2 separate regions of the Homo sapiens genome follow, and region 2 is linked to region 1. Evidence: read pairs that join two places in POLR2A ChIA-PET (ENCODE). Cell type or tissue: GM12878. All regions are shown on one strand. Each heading gives the region's core, and the rest is flanking DNA. Links, peaks and the distances in the headings are about the cores only. Region 1 overlaps OAZ2 (ornithine decarboxylase antizyme 2). Region 2 holds the start of RBPMS2 (RNA binding protein, mRNA processing factor 2).

Region 1 (5,370 bases), core at 104-5,103:
TGGGTGCAGGCTATGTGCTGGGAGAGGAGGATACGTGCTATGACCTGAGTAAAGAATCCAATAATCAGACAGATTATAGCAGGTAAAAGGCTCCTAAAAGAGCTGTCACCTTACTGGCCACCTTGATTTTCGGATGGACCCAACAGGGCTGTAGATCTGCTCAACTGTCTTTGAATCCAATTTAGTGGTTCCTTAGACTGAGATGTAGTTCATTCCCTAGGCCAAGGGCAAGTGAAACAGAGAAGGAGGTAAATTGTGTGTGTGTGTACACACCACGACTCAGCAACAGGCCTGTTCCCCAGCCACCACACATCAGCCTCAGAGCAGCTGGAATGCACTGGATACATTTAGCGGGTATTGCAGTGGTGTGCTGGGGCCAGCTCACACAATCGTGCACATCTCTTGCCAAATATGTGTTTAATGATGTCATGTTGGTAGCCTGAATTGGCCAAAGGAGGAGTATTTACACTGCGAAAGTCCCCAAATGCTGTAAGTCAGGGCTTTTTTTTCCCTGAAAGCCATTGTAAAACGGTGTGAGGTAACTATTCTTCACACTGTCCTTTGCTTTATATAGCATGGCATGCCAATTTTGGATTCTTCTAAATGAAGAGCAACAAAACTGAATTCACACCTAACATGGCAATGGTACAGTAACCAAAGGGGCAGTCCTATTAGCAGAACTGTATCTGCACTCCAGCTGAAAATGCAAGTCCAAACCCGTCACTGCTCAGCTCCTAGGGTCTGTTCTCTCAAAGATTTCAACTGGGGGCCTACAAGTATACTTGGAAATTTCTTTGAGAAATGGATTTCCCAGGGAAGTGTCCATGGGTGAGGAGCAGCATCAGTATCTAGGGGTGCACTTTGGGAGGCCGAGGAGGGAGGATCACTTGAGCTCAGGAGTTCAAGACCAGCCTGGCCAACATGGCGAAACCCCACCTCTACTAAAAGTACAAAAATTAGCCGGGCGTGGTGGCAGGTGCCTGTAATGCCAGGTACTCAAAAGCCTGAGGCAGAAGAATTTCTTGAACCCAGGAGGTGGAGGCTGCAGTTAGCCGAGATTGTGCCACTACACTCTAGCCTGGGTGACAGAGCCAGATTCCTCCCCCCCAAAAAAAAAAAAAAAAAATCTAGGGGTGTAACCACATATCTACCTCTTCCCTCCTCTGGAAAACCTCAGGTCATCCTCACCTCCTCCACTCTCGGCCTCATCAACAGCTGTTAACAGAAAAGGCTGAACTGGGCGCAGTGGCTCATGCCTGTAATCCCAACACTTTGGGAGACAGAGACGGGTGGATCACTTGAAGTCAGGAGTTTGAGAGCAGCCTGGCCAATATGGTGAAACCCCATCTCTACTAAAAATACAAAAAAATTAGCCGGGTGTGGTGGTGTGCACCTGTAGACCCACCTACTCAGGAGGCTGATGCAGGAGAATCACTTGAACCTGGGAGGTGGAGGCTGCAGTGAGCCAAGATTGTGCCACTGCACTCCAGCCTGGATGACAGAGCGAAACTTCAGCTCAAAACAAAAACGGCCAGGCGTGGTGGCTCACGCCTGTAATCCCAGCAGTTTGGGAGGCCAAAGTGGATGGATCACCTGAGGTCAGGAGTTTGAGACCAGCTTGGCCAACATGGTGAAACCCCGTCTCTACTGAAAACACAAAAATTAGCCGGGTGTGGTGGAGCGTGCCTGTAGTCCCAACTACTAAGGAGGCCGAAGCAGGAGAATCGCTTGAACCCGGGAGGTGGAGGTTGCAGTGAGCCAAGACCACGCCACTGCACTCCAGCCGGAGCAACAAGAGCAAAACTCTGTCTCAAAAAAACAAAAACAAACAAAAAAACAGAAAGGGCTTAACAGAGGACTATGCTACTGTTTTCAAGGACAGGAGTTATTTTCTGCTGGGGACAATGAGCTATTGTGATTCCCCCTTCCAATGTGTTAAGGGGCAGAATAACAGTGTCCAGACTAGAAAAAATAAGACAAGAGTTTGGTGAGGGGAGTTTCCCCAAGCAAATGCACACACATGCACCACATCATATGATTCCGTTCTCATTCCCCAATGATCACTTCTCTGTGCTGAGGTTCCTGCAGGGGCATAAGGAGGGCTGGACCACGGGAGAAAGCTGGTTTGCTTCTATTGGTCAGTGGAGCTACCCAAAGATGGGGCAAACCCCTCTGGGATAGACAGATTATCATCTTGTATACAGAGAATTAATTAGGTTCACAAAATAACCCTATCAATCACCAAGCCCTTGCAATTCTAGAATTCTGGTGCCAGGCTCCTACTTCCAAAGGAATTATTCCTCAAATGGTCTTTAGATGAGCGAGCTGCATTCAACCTCTGCCCTGCATCCCAACTACCATCTTGATTCTTAGCTAATTTTTACTTGCAAACAGCAGAAGCAATGGGCCAACTCACTGAAAAGACAAGAATAAAGTGAGGATTTTTTTTTAGACCATAATACCCTTTGTCTTCCTAGAAGTAATCCCTGGAGCCTGCCTGCCCTGTGTCCAGCACTAATCTATGAGCTTGTGATATTTCTTTCTTTAAGCTAGTCATATTTAGCAGTGGGGCTTGTGATATTTCTGGTTTCCTGATCTCTCTCCTCTTCAAATAAACGCAAGATATCTACGCCATGGTAACATGTCATTTACTTCCCCATTCTCACATACAAGGATCCTGGAGGCTCTCTGCTCCTCCCCCATAAATCTGCGCAGATAAGCAAGTGTGTGTGTGAGTGGGGGTGGAGGGGTGTTTCAAGCCCCCACTCTGGGAACTAGTTCCAGTTCCCTAAAAGAAACAGCTGGGGTTTGCGATAAGTTTAGTAGACAGTAGATCACAATAATTATCTTCATCGTCCACATAAAGCATCTGTTATTAGTTACTTGCTGTGAATGGCAAATTGCTTCTCTTCCAAAAAACCTGTCATTTCTGAAGTGAGAAAGGAAGGGGGATGGGTACGTATGTGGTAGTTAAAGACATTAAGGGGCATGAAATTACCCAGTAATGGCCTTCTCTTCTGATAATGGCTTTAGTGTTCAAATGGTATTGAAGCTACGCCACCAAGCTCATTAGGAATAATGAATCCTGGAAGAATTTAAGCACAACAGACAGTGACTTCTAAACACAAGTCTTCCTATCATAAGATCCAAACCAGGTTGGGTTTCATATTCAGTTTAGTCTTGTTTCTAACTGGCTCCTATCCCCAGCTTTTTCCAATCCTTCCTCACCTCCTGGTCACACCACTTGAGGGCAGGCATTGTTTAATCTCAACCACCTAAAGGATGATTTAAGAAACAGGCTGGGCATGGTGGCTCATCCCTGTAATCCCAGCACTTTGGGAGGCTGAGGTAGGAGAATTGCTTGAACCAGGGAGGCGGAGGTTGCAGTGAGCTGAGATCGTGCCACTGCACTCCAGCCTGGGTGACAGAGCGAGACTGTCTCAAAAAAAAAAAAAAAGAATCTCAGTCCTTTTCAGAGGCTGAAAAGATCAGGCTGATTAAGGAAAATCAAATGTATCAGACCGAACCCAAACATCCAGCTGGGCTGGTCCTGCTTTGGAAGAGAAAAAAATACATATATCCCATGCCAGAAACTAAGGTGTCAGGTATCCAGCATACAAGGCAATTCGGAAGAGAGATGGAAGATTAGAGCCAATCTGTTAGTGCCTTTTATTTTCTCAGTGATAGGACATGCCCTTGGAAACACTCCTCAGAATACATATGAGTGCTACTAACATATCACATCCTGCTGCCTCTAATTTAAAGTGTCTGTGAAACTGTTGTCTGAAATGCCCTTAGCAGGTTACAATTTCACACACTGACTACAGACAGGCAGCGTATGCAGCAGATGTACAGCTGGGCAATGATGATGGTAAATAAAATTTTTATAATTCAAATGCTATTTCTAAATCTCTAGGGTACTTACTATTTAGAATTAACCTTAAGTCTCTTGATAAAAGTAAAGGATCTTCTGTTAAAGAATCACTTCCAGCCGGGCGCAGTGGCTCACGCCTGTAATCCCAGCACTTTGGAAGGCAGAGGCAGGCAGATCACAAAGTCAGGAGATCAAGACCATCCTGGCCAACATGATGAAACCCCGTCTCTACTAAAAATACAAAAATTAGCTGGGCGTGGTGGTACACGCCCGTAGTCCCAGCTACTTGGGAGGCTGAGGCAGCAGAATCGCTTGAACACGGGAGGCAGAGGTTGCAGTGAGCCAAGACTGCACCACTGCACTCCAGCCTGGCAAAAGAGCGAGACTCTGCCTCAAAAAAAAAAAAAAAAAAATTACTTCCAGCTGTCTTTAGTCAGTTTTGATTTACATACAGTTGGTCCTCTATATCCACAGGTTCCACATTCGTGGATTTGACCAACCATGGATCAAAAATACTCAGGAAAAAAATAAACAACAGCATAATAAAAAAAAGTACAAATAAAAAGAGCACTAAAACTATTTACATAGCATTTACATTGTGTTATGCATTATAAGTAATCTAGAGATAATTTAAAGTATATGGGAAGATATATGTAGGTTATATGTAAATACTACACTATTTTATATAATGGACCCTTGGATTTTGGTAAGGGGAAGGTCCTGAAAGCAATCCCCCACAGATGGCTACCAAAAGAGTACAGAGTACACAGAGAAGAGATTCCATATAAAAGTAATTCTGTGAGTAACTTCCACTTAGCTACATCTAAAAAATACTTGAATTCAAATTCTCCTTAATATACTTCTGATCATGTTTCACTTGAATCAGTAGCCTCCTTCGCTCATTCAATTCTGCACCCTTTCTCTCTGGTTTCTATTACCTGTCAGAGAAAGTCAGATGGCCTTGGTATTAGCTACCTTTTGGTATCAATTGAAGACATGAAAACCACATTCCCAACACAGTTCTACATTCATTTCCCCCTCTCAACCTCTTCTGACCCATTCTTGTCTCAGGCCCTGCCTCATAGAACACCCAAAGGTGCCCTCACTTCCCTCATACAGGTAGCTTTTACTCTGAGACTAGGAATGTCTTTGATGACTAATCCCTACGCAAAAAGATGTGCCATCACTTAGCAAAATAGAAAGTAAGAAAGGTGAGAGGGTGATGACCACCTCCAGTCTAGTGTGGCTGTAGAGGCTGATTTCCAGCTACCGATGCCCCTTCCATCTGAGAAAGGGCCCCTGGGCAGATGCCAGGCAAAAGTCATTTCACTAGGGCTATTCTGCGTTCCACAGGGACTCTTCTTGCTAAGCACAATTATAAAGAAAATGACATCACCACTCTGAATCACAGGCTGAAAGCAAAATTGGGTTTTGGTTGATTCTCCACAAGAAACACAGTTATAGTGATAGCTAGAATATCTGTGCCTTTGGGGTTT
Region 2 (5,370 bases), core at 107-5,106, 81 kb after region 1:
TCGACTGGGGCTGGCTGAAGGTCTCTGAATAGCCGAGTGGGAGCTGGCGGCGCTGAGCCCAGCCCAGCCGAGGGCCACCGGCGCCATTCTGCACCAACCCCCAGCACAAGGGGAGGAGGCAACACCAGTCCACACCAGGGGCTCTGCGGTTTCTCCCCCAGGCCAAGGGGAAGGGCGCCCAAGGTGGATAACCAGCCCTTGGTTTCCTGGGCGAGAACATGCCAGGGCAGGGGCAGGAAGGCTCTCTCACCCCTAGAATGACGCAGCAGAGGCCAGAGGCCCTGCGAAGCCTGTCCCCTTCTACTCCAGTTCTTGTCTCCGCCAGCCTAGCTCCTCGTCCCTATTCACTGATATCTTTGAGGCTTTTATCCAGCACCCCACCCCGCACACACATCCTCCCTACCATCCATTAACCACCCAGCTGCTGGTGGTTCCACGGAGCCGCCTTACACTCCCTCCCTTTCGCACATGGCCGGTGGACGAGATGATTTCGCCCCTCCTGGCAGGATCCCACCCAGGCCAGCTTTGGGGTCCTGGCTTGGTTGCCAGGACAAACCCAGAGAGAGGAGAAGGACGAACTGAGTGTCTTTAGTCATCTTCCAAACTAATTAAATTGTGGGCTCACCTCTGCCAAAGCCCAGGTTCTGGGGCTGTGAAGAAAGCCCGCCCACCCCCATGACAACAGCTCGCAGGAACCGAGGAGCCGGCCGGCCCAGGCCTCCAAGGTCACGGGGAGGGGGTCAGGGCGGAAAAGGCAGTGGAGTGAGGGTGCCGCCCTCGGGCCGTGCTAATCCCGCTCCGCTCCGTGCCGCCGAGGCGGGGTCCTGGCCACGCAGGAGGTGCGCCTCGGAGGAGGGCGGCGAGCGGCTACGGGGTGGGGAGCAAGGGGCGCGCGGGCGGCAGGCATGGAACGGACGCGGCGCATCTCGCCCACCGCGGGACGCCCGGACGGCGGCCGGCGCGCGCGGCCCGCCTCGAGCCCGAGAGGGCGGGGAGACAATGCCTGTCCGGCGGGGCAGTCCAGGCCGCACGCTCCCGCCCGCGGACACGGGCCGCTCCTACCCGGGCGAGAGGGCAGCGGCGGGAAGGCGCCGGGAGCGATGGCCACCCCGGCCCCGCGAGGCGCGGCAGGCCCCGCTCGCCCTCTCCCGCGCCCGCCTGGCGTGCGCTTCACCCGGCAAGTCCCGGGGCCACAGACCCACCTCCTCCTCCAGGGCGCCGCCGGAGCCCGCGCCGGAGCCGGTGCCGGTGCTGCCGCCGTGCTCGCCGTCCGGCTTCAGGTTGCTCATGGTGCGGGGGAGGGGGCGGCGGGAAGGAACGCGAGGGCGAGCGCGGCGCCGGCCCCGCGGGAAGTGGGAAGGGGCGCGGGGAGCGGTGCGCTCGCGGGTGCGGAGCGGGTGGCGGGGGACCCACGGGGCAGTGAGAGGGGCAGCCTCCGCGTCGGGCCAGGGTCACATCAAGTTTGGCGGGTGCGGAAGGTGGGGAGGGGGTGCGGCGGGGGAGGCAGTGGGAGCCGGAGGGGCCGCCGCCTCCGCCTTTTCACTGCGACCGGCGAGTGCGCCGCGGCGGCGGCGGCGGCGGCAGCGGCGGCGGGGGGCGGGCGCCGGGGGAGGGGGCGGGCGCCGGCGGCGGGGGGCGGGGCCGGAACCGGCCTCAGCTGGGGCCCGGCCAGCCCCCTCCCCCGCCCGCCGCGCGGTCTCCGGGGGAACGCGCAGCCAATCCCCACCGCCCACCGTGGGCTCGCCCCGGCCCCGGCCGCGGGGCGCCGGCCTCCGGCCGGGCCTTTCCCCTCTCTCTCGCCTGGGTCAGCGCTCTCCCTCTCTCCTCTTCCCCCGCGCCCTTCTCCACGGCGAGTTTTTAAACTTTGATGAACTCGCCCGGCGAACTTTCTTAAAGGGGCCGCGCGCTGCGCGCCCCAGCCCGCGGGAGGTGGAGCCCCGTGCCCCGCACCCAGCGCCCCGGTCCCTGGGCGGCCCTGCCCGGGCGGCCTCGCGCTTAGGGCACCCGCAGCGAGGTTTCCGGGCCGTCGACTCCCCTTGTATCTTGATCTAGGGTTTTGGGGTTCCCGACGCACTCATTCTGCCCCTAAATCCAGTCGCGCAGACCTCAGCTCCGGGGGACCGAGTTCTGGGGGTGATGGCCGGGGGGAGGGGGTTGGGAGACACCTGAGCTTTGGCCCGGGCTGGGCGCTGTTTTGCTGAGTGACCTTGAGGAAATCACTTCCCCTCTCTGGCCTCAGGCTCCCAGCCCAGAGGGTGGGACTTAGGATCTCAAACTCCCTTCCCACTCCCAGTCACTATCTGAATAGGACTTAGGTGGGGATTCGAGTGTTGGGACCCCAATGGTCATTAGCGAGGGCTGCCTCGAATGACCAAGAAGGTTCTGTTGCCCACCTTGCCCTCAACACGCCTGGCTTTCGGGTCTTCTCGCTCCTCCCCCGACCTCAGTGCCCCTCACACCTTTCCCTGCCTCCTATTCTGAGCCCGAAGGCTGGGGACGGATGTAATAGCCTAGAGGCTGGGGGAGGTGGGGGAGGTCGTCGTGACTCCCCCCGCACCCCCGCGCAGGTCAGTAGGGCGCGGCCTCTGGGTCGGTTTTCTCTTCTATTTGAAAACCCAGCCGATGGGGGCCCGCCCTGCTGCCACAGTAGAAACCCGCACCCACCTCGGGGAGCGCTGGAAGCGCTGCAGCCTGAATCCGGCAGAGCCGCGGGAGAACTGGGTCCCTCCTCAGTGCCCCTTCTCCTGGACGGGGCGGAGGTTGCGGTGACCCGAGATCTTGCCATTGCACTCCAGCCAGGGCAACAAGAGCGAAACTCCGTCTCAAAAAAAGAAAAGAAAAAAGAAAAGCTGGATTTGCAGTCACGGACTGGTTAGGATCCCAGACCGTGGACAAGTGCCTGAGCCCCCAGAACCTCTGTGTGTCGACCTCCTGAATTAGGTAGGACTAGCACCACAGGATCACTGTGCTGTGGCTTAGTCTTCCCAGTAAATTATAATCTCCATCCTGACCTGCCATCTCACAGATAAATTGAGGCCTAGAGATGGGCAATGTCTTTCCAATGATATACTCATTCCTTTAGTAAATAATTATTGAGCACCTACTGTGGGCTGGGGACCATTTTCTGCTGGTGGCAAGGCCAAGAGCACCCTGGTTTCCCATCAGCCCTGTTGCCAACACTTGGCTCAGGCCCTATGAAGAGGGAGCTGCTGCCTGTAGGAGCCAGACCTTTACCCAGAGTTTTTAAGATGCCTCCAGCCTCAGGCATCTCCAGATAGAACCAACCTTGGGAACCCTCAGATACCCCTACCATCCTCCACAGGCCTCAGTCCAATCTGGCTGTGGGCTTGATCACCATCCCCTCCCCTAGAATAGGTCTTCCTATCAGGTTTGTCTCTAACTTTGGCCCAGGAATACTCTTCCTCTTCCTCTTCCTCCCCCGCTCCCCCTAATCAATCCAAAATCTTCCCTTCCCTCAAGATCCTGCCTTTCCCATGCTTTTTCCAGGAGAAGGAGCCTGGCCAGATTTCTGAACTCAGCCATTATATGGTTAATTTGAATTTTTCAAAGAAGAGCCTCTCATCTTGTAATTCTGGTCACCCTTCTTCTCCATTCTGGTCTCTGTTTTCTCCATAGATGGGAGAGCTAAGGCCCAAAAAGGTGACAAATGACACAGGGGCCACAACTGACCCCCATCACTACATTTCTTTTCTTTTTTCATTTTTTTTTTTTTTGTTTTGGGGGCTTTTTTGAGATGCAGTCTTGCTCTGTTGCCAGACTGGAGTGCAGTGATGCGATCTCGGCTCACTGCAACCTCCACCTCCCAGTTTCAAGCTATTCTGCCTCAGCCTCCTGAGTAGCTGGGACTACAGGAACGCACAACCACGCCCAGCTAACTTTTGTATTTTTAGTAGAGACGGTTTCCCCATGTTGGTGAGGATGATCTTGATCTCTTGACCTTGTAATCTGCCCCCATCAGCCTCCCAAAGTGCTGAGATTACAGGCGTGAGCCACCGCGCCCGGCCTTCTTTTCTTTTTTTAGAAAAAAGATCTTGCTCTGTCACCCAAGCTGGAGTGCAGTGGCACAATCACAGCTCACTCCAGCCTTGAACTCCTGGGCTCAAGTGATCCTTCTACCTCAGCCTCCCAGGTAGCTGTGATTACAGGTGCAACACCACGCCCAGCTAATTTTTTTTTTTTTTTTTTAAGAGACTGGCCTCTCATTATGTTGTCCCAAGCTGGTGTTGAACTCCTGGGCTCAAGTGATCCTCCCACCTTGGCCTCCCAAAGTGCTGGTATTATAGGCGTGAGCCACCACACCCAGCCTGTATTTCTTCTTAAGTTCTTCATAATTTGTAGTAAATGCTTACCCCTTATTAGACTGCCATTACTTATTTAACCTGTCTCTTGTTAGATATTTGTATTATTTCCAGTTTATTTTCTCTTTTGCCTTCATAGGCAAACTTTATATGAGGATTCTTTTTTTTTTCTTTTTCTTTGAGACGGAGTCTCACTATGTCACCAGGCTTGAGTGCAGTGCATCCTCCATCTCCCAGGTTCGAGCAGTTCTCGTGCCTCAGCCTCCTGAGTAGCTGGGATTACAGGTGCCTGCCACCACACTCGCTGTCACACCTGGCTAATTTTTGTATTTTTAGTAGGGACAAGGTTTCACCGTGTTGGCCAGGCTGGTCTTGAACTCCTGGCCTCAAGTAATCTGCTCACCTTGGCCTCTCAAAGTGCTGAGATTACAGGCATGAGCCCGCCCTCTTATATGAGCATTCTTAATGCCTCAGAAAGTTTCCTGTATGTGTGACCAGCCCTTAAGCACTTTGGAGGCAACAACTGTCTTTTCCCTCTCTGTGCACCCCTATGGCCCCTGAAATGGCAGAATCTCCAATCTCACATGGATTTGGAGATCATATAAACACAAAGCTCCCACCCAGCCCGCACCTTCATGAGTAGTCAGGCGTACCCATTGGTGCTGACCAGAAGCTGATGTGAAAGAGGCTAGAGAGAGGAGTTTGGGGTGTACAACTCTTTCAGACATCTGAAGGGTAGGAACTTATATCTCTGTCTCCCCAGCTATGACCTAGTAGTGTAGCCTCTAGTAATCTCTTCAGTGCCCCAGGCCTCCCCCACTGTCATGCTCCATATCACCTCTGAGCTTCTCGAATTTCTATTCCTTTTGTCTGGAATCCTCCCATCCTCACTCTCCACCCCCAGCTTCCAGACCTTTCCCAGTACCCATTCTCTCTCCCCTGTGCTCTCAGAGTGCCTTCTCTGTGTCGTGTTGAACCTGGGAATACCTTGTTTTGAAGTCTCACCTACCACATGGGAAGCTTTCTGACTCCAAGGAGTGGCTGTAAACCC

What was found. Peaks named below come from ENCODE experiments on the same cell type or tissue, not always from the same donor. Only the 100,000 strongest peaks of a DNase experiment are listed, where the experiment ranks them.
Region 2: POLR2A ChIA-PET joins it to region 1 with 10 read pairs; 3 of 35 experiments call an interaction of 5 or more read pairs at or near these places.

What each region holds. Positions count from the first base shown.
Region 1 is chr15:64,692,966-64,698,335 of GRCh38, forward strand. The region is part of intron 1 of OAZ2 (ornithine decarboxylase antizyme 2); the gene reads right to left. Among named protein-coding and RNA genes, the nearest start is that of OAZ2, 7.6 kb to the right of the region's middle. In GM12878, for the core only: no CTCF peak of the experiment used is centred there; no DNase peak of the experiment used is centred there; H3K4me3 peaks cover 830 bases; H3K27ac peaks cover 1,082 bases.
Region 2 is chr15:64,774,031-64,779,400 of GRCh38, forward strand. RBPMS2 (RNA binding protein, mRNA processing factor 2) reads right to left here and starts at 1,559. Exons shown (of 8, transcript NM_194272.3): 1 at 1,203-1,559. The coding sequence starts at 1,289. RefSeq lists enhancers at 1,420-2,266, 2,267-3,112 and a silencer at 1,735-1,984. In GM12878, for the core only: no CTCF peak of the experiment used is centred there; no DNase peak of the experiment used is centred there; H3K4me3 peaks cover 1,152 bases; H3K27me3 peaks cover 560 bases.